Regions from separate parts of the Homo sapiens genome. Here region 2 is linked to region 1. Evidence: chromatin loops called from intact Hi-C (ENCODE). Cell type or tissue: heart left ventricle. All regions are shown on one strand. Each heading gives the region's core, and the rest is flanking DNA. Links, peaks and the distances in the headings are about the cores only. Region 1 has its middle 90 kb from the start of MIR3122. Region 2 has its middle 30 kb from the start of MIR3122.

Evidence for each region. A loop is a pair of places that touch in the nucleus more often than their neighbours do. Peaks named below come from ENCODE experiments on the same cell type or tissue, not always from the same donor. Only the 100,000 strongest peaks of a DNase experiment are listed, where the experiment ranks them.
Region 2: a loop joins it to region 1, with 7 times the contacts of the local background. A loop is called at or near these places in 6 of 110 quality-filtered maps.

Annotation. Positions count from the first base shown.
Region 1 is chr1:212,165,967-212,168,886 of GRCh38, forward strand. No RefSeq gene overlaps it. Among named protein-coding and RNA genes, the nearest start is that of MIR3122, 90 kb to the left of the region's middle. In heart left ventricle, for the core only: no CTCF peak of the experiment used is centred there; a DNase peak (open chromatin) is centred at 1,305; H3K27ac peaks cover 1,038 bases.
Region 2 is chr1:212,105,838-212,108,757 of GRCh38, forward strand. No RefSeq gene overlaps it. Among named protein-coding and RNA genes, the nearest start is that of MIR3122, 30 kb to the left of the region's middle. In heart left ventricle, for the core only: no CTCF peak of the experiment used is centred there; no DNase peak of the experiment used is centred there; H3K27ac peaks cover 317 bases.

The DNA of each region.
Region 1 (2,920 bases), core at 258-2,757:
TATGTATATACTCACATATATGTACACATGCACACCTGTATCTGTTTCTATAACTATCTACTAAAAACCATGAGCCCTCACCAATGCCTCCAATTCCAATCCAACATCACAGGGTTTATTTTAGCCTTCCCCTTTCCATTTTTGTCTTTTTAATTTTAACTTTTATTTCCTTTGGTGCTCCTCAGCAGGACCCTTTCCATATTTGTAACTCTCTTCATTCACAGTGAGAGAATCAGCTTTCATTATCCTCTGTACATTTATATATTTGCCCAATCTTCCTGGATGTAACCAGTATTCTGGCCACTCTGGAGCCAGTCCTTGGTTCTGCTGCCCCACTGATTCCCACCAGTGACATCAGGACTAAATTCTTCCCTCACTAATTGCTGCTGGCCATGCTGGAGCCAAAGCCTAGACCCTGATGAAGGGCCCAGTAGCCTTGGTGAAGAAGCAGGAGGAATGTCAGGATTAATCACAGCTGATAATCTGTAAACCAGATGTGACAGGAAGATGAGGGAGCTTGGATACCGAGAATGCCAGAAAATATGCCATGGGTTTCAGGCGGGTTGTACAAGAAAAATGTGCCAGGAGATGCACCGAGTTGGTAGAAAATGGAGGAGTGGAAGTGCTGGAGATCTTGATAAAATCGAAGAATAGGTATGGTTAGGATGAAGCTATCTGGAGGACACAGCCACTTCCAAATAGCTGGCCAAATCCCTGATTATATCTTCACATGAACTGGGCTACAGAGAGACCCAATTCCACTGGAACTTTTATTATCAAGTGGGTCACATCCGGGAGAATTGCCATTAAGCAGACATTTTTCCAAACAGGGATTACAGGTGCTTCCCCTCCAGTAAATTAAACCCCTAATAGCAGAAGTAAAGGAAGCACATGTACACTCACACACAGACTGAATATAATACTGGCCCCCAATCAAAAATCATCAGGAAGTCAGACTTCAAGGCAAGCCCTCTGTCCTGAAACGACTCTTTCATGATCAGATAGCACAGGTATCAAAGAGAAAAGACAGAGATGGAGCTTTTGCAAGTTCCTGAACCCAGAAGCCATGGGGTTCTGAAAGACCAGCTGGAAACTGGATGAATTAATATCTGAATAGTTGAATAAACAAACCTGAGCTAGCCTTGCAGACTGAGTAGGATTTCTGTATGTGAGAGGGAGAAGGAGTGGAATTCCCATGGGAAGCAACCCAATTAAGGATCTAGAGCAAGCCACAAGCACGCGAGAACGGTATGACAGAACCATGGCTGCATCTGCTGCACTGGGGGTGACCTAGGTCAGGGCCGTAGCAGAGTCACGTCTCCAGGCAGCACCAGGCTGTCAGCGCTGTTTGGCAATGCAGCTGTGTGTCAGTTTCCTCCTTCATCCCTCTGTGGATATTCAGACTCCCGCCTCTCAGTGGACAGCCTTGCTGGCTTCAGTGATTAACATCAAGGCTATCAGTCATGAACTTCCTCAACCTCCTGTTTCTGCACCTACAAATTATTGTATTTATACCTACTCACAAATTCTTTCTTCCCCAGTCACAGGAAGAGATGTCCTATTAAAGACTAATTCCCCACACCACATTCATGCTTTCCTTTTTCCTCACAAAAACATCATTACTGCCGGGTGCAGTGGCTCACGCCTGTAATCCCAGCACTTTGGAAGGGCGACACGGGCGGATCACAAGTTCAGGAGATGGAGACCATCCTGGCTAACACGGTGAAACCTCGTCTCTACTAAAAATACAAAAAATTAGTCGGGCGTGGTGGCGGGCGCCTGTAGTCCCAGCTACTCAGGAGGCTGAGGCAGGAGAATGGCGTGAACCCGGGAGGTGGAGCTTGCAGTAAGACGAGATCGCGCCACTGCACTCCAACCTGGGCGACAGAGCAAGACACTGTCTCAAAAAAAAAAAAAAAAAAAAAAAAAAAATCATTACATCAGTTGTCACCCTCGACTCCTTTCAGGATCTTTCCCAAAAACTGTGAATAGGAAGTCTCATCATGAGCACATGAAACATTAATCCTATACCCTGTAGCTATTGCCCAATTCTATGGCTTAAATGGGTCCCTTCCAAAAATCAGGTGTTGTCAATGTGATAGAATTAAGAGGCATGGCCTTTAAGAGATTATTATGCTATGAGGGCTCCTCCTCTTGAATGGGATTAGGTATCCTAATAAAGGGATTCGAAGAGGAAATTGGTTCTCTCTTGCGCTTCTGCTTTCCACGTGAGGATGCAGCAAGAAGGCCCCCAAAAGGAGCCAGCATCTTGATTTTGGACTTCCCAGCCTCTAGCACGGTGAGAAACAAATTTCCTTTCTTTATAAATTACCCAGTCTGTGGTATCCTGTTATAGTAGCACAAAACAGACTAAAAATGCCTTTTCTTTCTCTTTCCTTTAACAGAAAAGCTTATTTTTTGTTAAATACTGTTTCACATTTTTCTCTACTTATAAAAGTAGTATACGTTCATTACAGAATATTTAGAAAACAAAGAAATATTTAGAAACAAAGAAAACTGTACAGAAAAAAAAAAAACCAACTTTGTAACCCTGCCACTCATTTTGGAATCTCTCCACCTGAGGAGACATATATATATATATATATATTTTTTTTTTTTTTTTTCAGATGGAGTCTTGCTCTGTCCCCCAGGCTGGAGTGCAGTGGCATGATCTCGGCTCACTGCAAGCTCCGCCTCCTGGGTTCATGCCATTCTCCTGCCTCAGTCTCACGAGTAACTGGGATTACAGGTGCGTGCCACCACACCCAGCTAATTTTTTTGTATTTTTAGTAGAGACAGGGTTTCACCGTATTAGCCAGGATGGTCTCGATCTCCTGACCTCGTGATCCACCCACCTCAGCCTCCCAAAGTGCTGGGATTACAGGCATAAGCCACAGCGCCCAGCCTCACCTGAGGATAT
Region 2 (2,920 bases), core at 94-2,593, 60 kb before region 1:
AATTGGATTATGCATCAGTTCTTTAGATATTGGTTGGAAGTTATAGGCAGGCTGAACACATTTTGTTGGACTTGAGTTAAGTTTAATGCTTTGATGCCTGGAATACGACCCCAGCTTGTTATAAGTTAACCATTTTGTTCCCTAAAGTGGTAGCAAAACCTGTTTTATTTCTGAGCTGTGTTTGAGTGCAAGCTAAAAAGTGTAGGGGTTGTTAAGAAATGATATAAGATAAATTCAGCCTTTAAAAAAGAAATCACCTGAGCATATTAAGCAGCTTGTTTATATTGGTATGCCTGCAGCAAGCATATACATCACAAATGAGAGATATTGTGTTATTAAAGAATAGGCTTACTTGATCCCCAAAGTTCATCCCTTGCTAAGCCAGGAAAGAGGATTTTTAGGGTATGCAACCAGGTTCTTCACTTTGAATGTAAAAGGTTTAATATTCCATTTGTACTCCATTTCTCTTTAATTTCCTTAACTTGCCACATGCCCCTTTGTTTTGACATTCTGAATAGTTTATATTCAAGCCATTTTGTGAAATATGAATAGCACATTTCAAAATGCCTTTGATTGGAAGGCGTTTAAGTCAGCCAACATTTACATATCACCTGGGTGCCAAGCCCTGTGTGTGAGGCACCTGGTCTGCAAAGAGTTCCTTTCTTTATTTTCAGTTGCCAAAGGAGTCACTTTAATACTTCAGTAGGCCAGAGTCAGCATTTGAGAGAAACAGCAAAGATCAGATTTCAAGTCCTTTGAGTAAAGTTGTTTGTAATCAGCTATTATGTAGCAAGTACTGTCTAGAAGCCTACTTTTCCTCCAGGAACTTAATTCAGCAGCTGCTTAGAACTTTTAACTTCTCAAAGTAAAATACTTTTTGGATACATGTTTTTATTATATTCCTTATAAGGTTATAAATAATGGTTGAAAACATGATCCCTAGTGCCACACTGTCTAGCTTTAAATCCAAGCCCTAACTGTGTCCGTGGACAAGTTACTTAACCCTTCTGTGAATGAGTTTCCTACCTTAAAATGGAATTATGTGGGGCCGGACACAGTGGCTTATGCCTGTAATCCCAGCACTTTGGGAGGCCGAGGCGGGCAGATCACAAGGTCAGGCAATTGAGACCACCCTGGCCAACATGGTGAAACCCCATCTCTACTAAAAATACAAAAATTAGCTGGGCTTGGTGGTTCACGCCTGTAATCCCAGCCACTCGGGAGGCTGAGGCAGGAGAATCGCTTGAACCAGGGAGTCAAGTGGTTGCAGTGAGCCGAGATTGTGCCACTGCACTCCAGCCTGATGACAGAGCGAGACTCCGTCTAAAAAAAAAAAAAAAAAAGGATTTTTGTGGTTATTACATGTAAAGCTCTTAGGACAGTGCCTGGCACATAATACCTAATGTTTTATTAAACAGTTGCTGTTAGCTGTTAAGTATGGAGGGCAAGAGTTATTATCTATATTCGATACATGGACATAAAAGTTCAGCTCATTCCTGTTCCCTTTCCACTAACAGCTGCAGTCTGCAAAGGTCTTCACAAATCAGAATCAACTGGTAATTAAAAAAAAAACAACAAAAGCATGAATGTTGCCTGGACCTCCCAGTCCCAGCACTTTTCAAAAGGAGCAAGTAGGTCTGTGGGGAAAAATCAAGTTTGAAATTCATGACTTTGTCTCGCCAGGTACACATGAAAATTACGGAGATTATTTCATATGTGGCCTGTAGCCACTGTTCAAAGAGACCATAATCTTCAAATCTATATCCTGAACTCTTAAACAAACCAAAGCCTTTGCTCACACAAAGCCCACCCTCCCATTTCCTGACTGCTGCCCCCAGCTCTGCTACATTGTTTAAGATGTGATCACCTTTAGAGAGGAAGCTGCAGCTGCTGGTCTTTAGAGCCAAGAGCCAACTCGTACTTGCTTGTTGGGCTATTGTGCTCTCTTGCTTATGAGCAGACAAATAAAATAGGTAAAGTTCAAAACAAGCCATGTTGCTGTCTGTTAGTAGTAGGATACAAAAGAAGATTCAAACATTTCATTGAAGTATAATGAAGACTCTAGATTCTTTGCTCTCACTTGATGAGATTCTTCCCCAGGCTACTCTGTTTTTGATGCCAATAAAACTTGTCATTCTCACATCAGTGTGAAAATACCAGCCCTGAAAGTTAGCTTGATATTTGGGTGTATAAATCCAACATTGGGGTTTCAGCTGTCATCTAAGCATTGAATTTATGCTGCCACTGATGCTATTAGGGACCCTAGTTTCCAATTTACAGGAACTTAAGGAATGTGGTATGCTTTTATTAGAAGCTGGTATCTGCTCCTGCAAATAGTCCTGCCACCTTGTATCCCCTTCATGGGTTTGTGCCAGTTATCAATTCAAATGAATATGTTAAGAGCTGGGTTGTTTTTTTCTTGATAACAACCTTGCTTACTTCTGAAGTCAAGGTCTAAAAGTAATTATACAAATCAACCCTTTATCAATCTATTACCACATGATATATGTTACTGAAACAAAACTAAGCCATCTGGCCTTGCTATGTTGACATGGAGTTAGCAAATATTGTTATACCACGTCACTTGATAATCATTCAGGATGACTGTTAATTTCTCTTTCACCTTTCCCCCATCTTCTGCAATATATTCAAACACAATTTTCCAAGAATTATTTGAAAAGAAGCATAAGGAGGATTTATTAAATGTAACTGAAATAACTTATTAGTGGTTCAGGAACTGAGAAGTTAAAATCCAGTGGGCATTGTTGCCTCTATAAGAGGCAACATTCAGCCCAACCGTTAATGTCAAGTTGGAAATGCTGCTTCCTCAAAAGCCGTTTTGGATTTAGACAGTTTTATATGGGAGTAAGAGACTCAGAGTCCAAAAATCAATGTCTTCACAAAGAGGAAGACAAGTTAA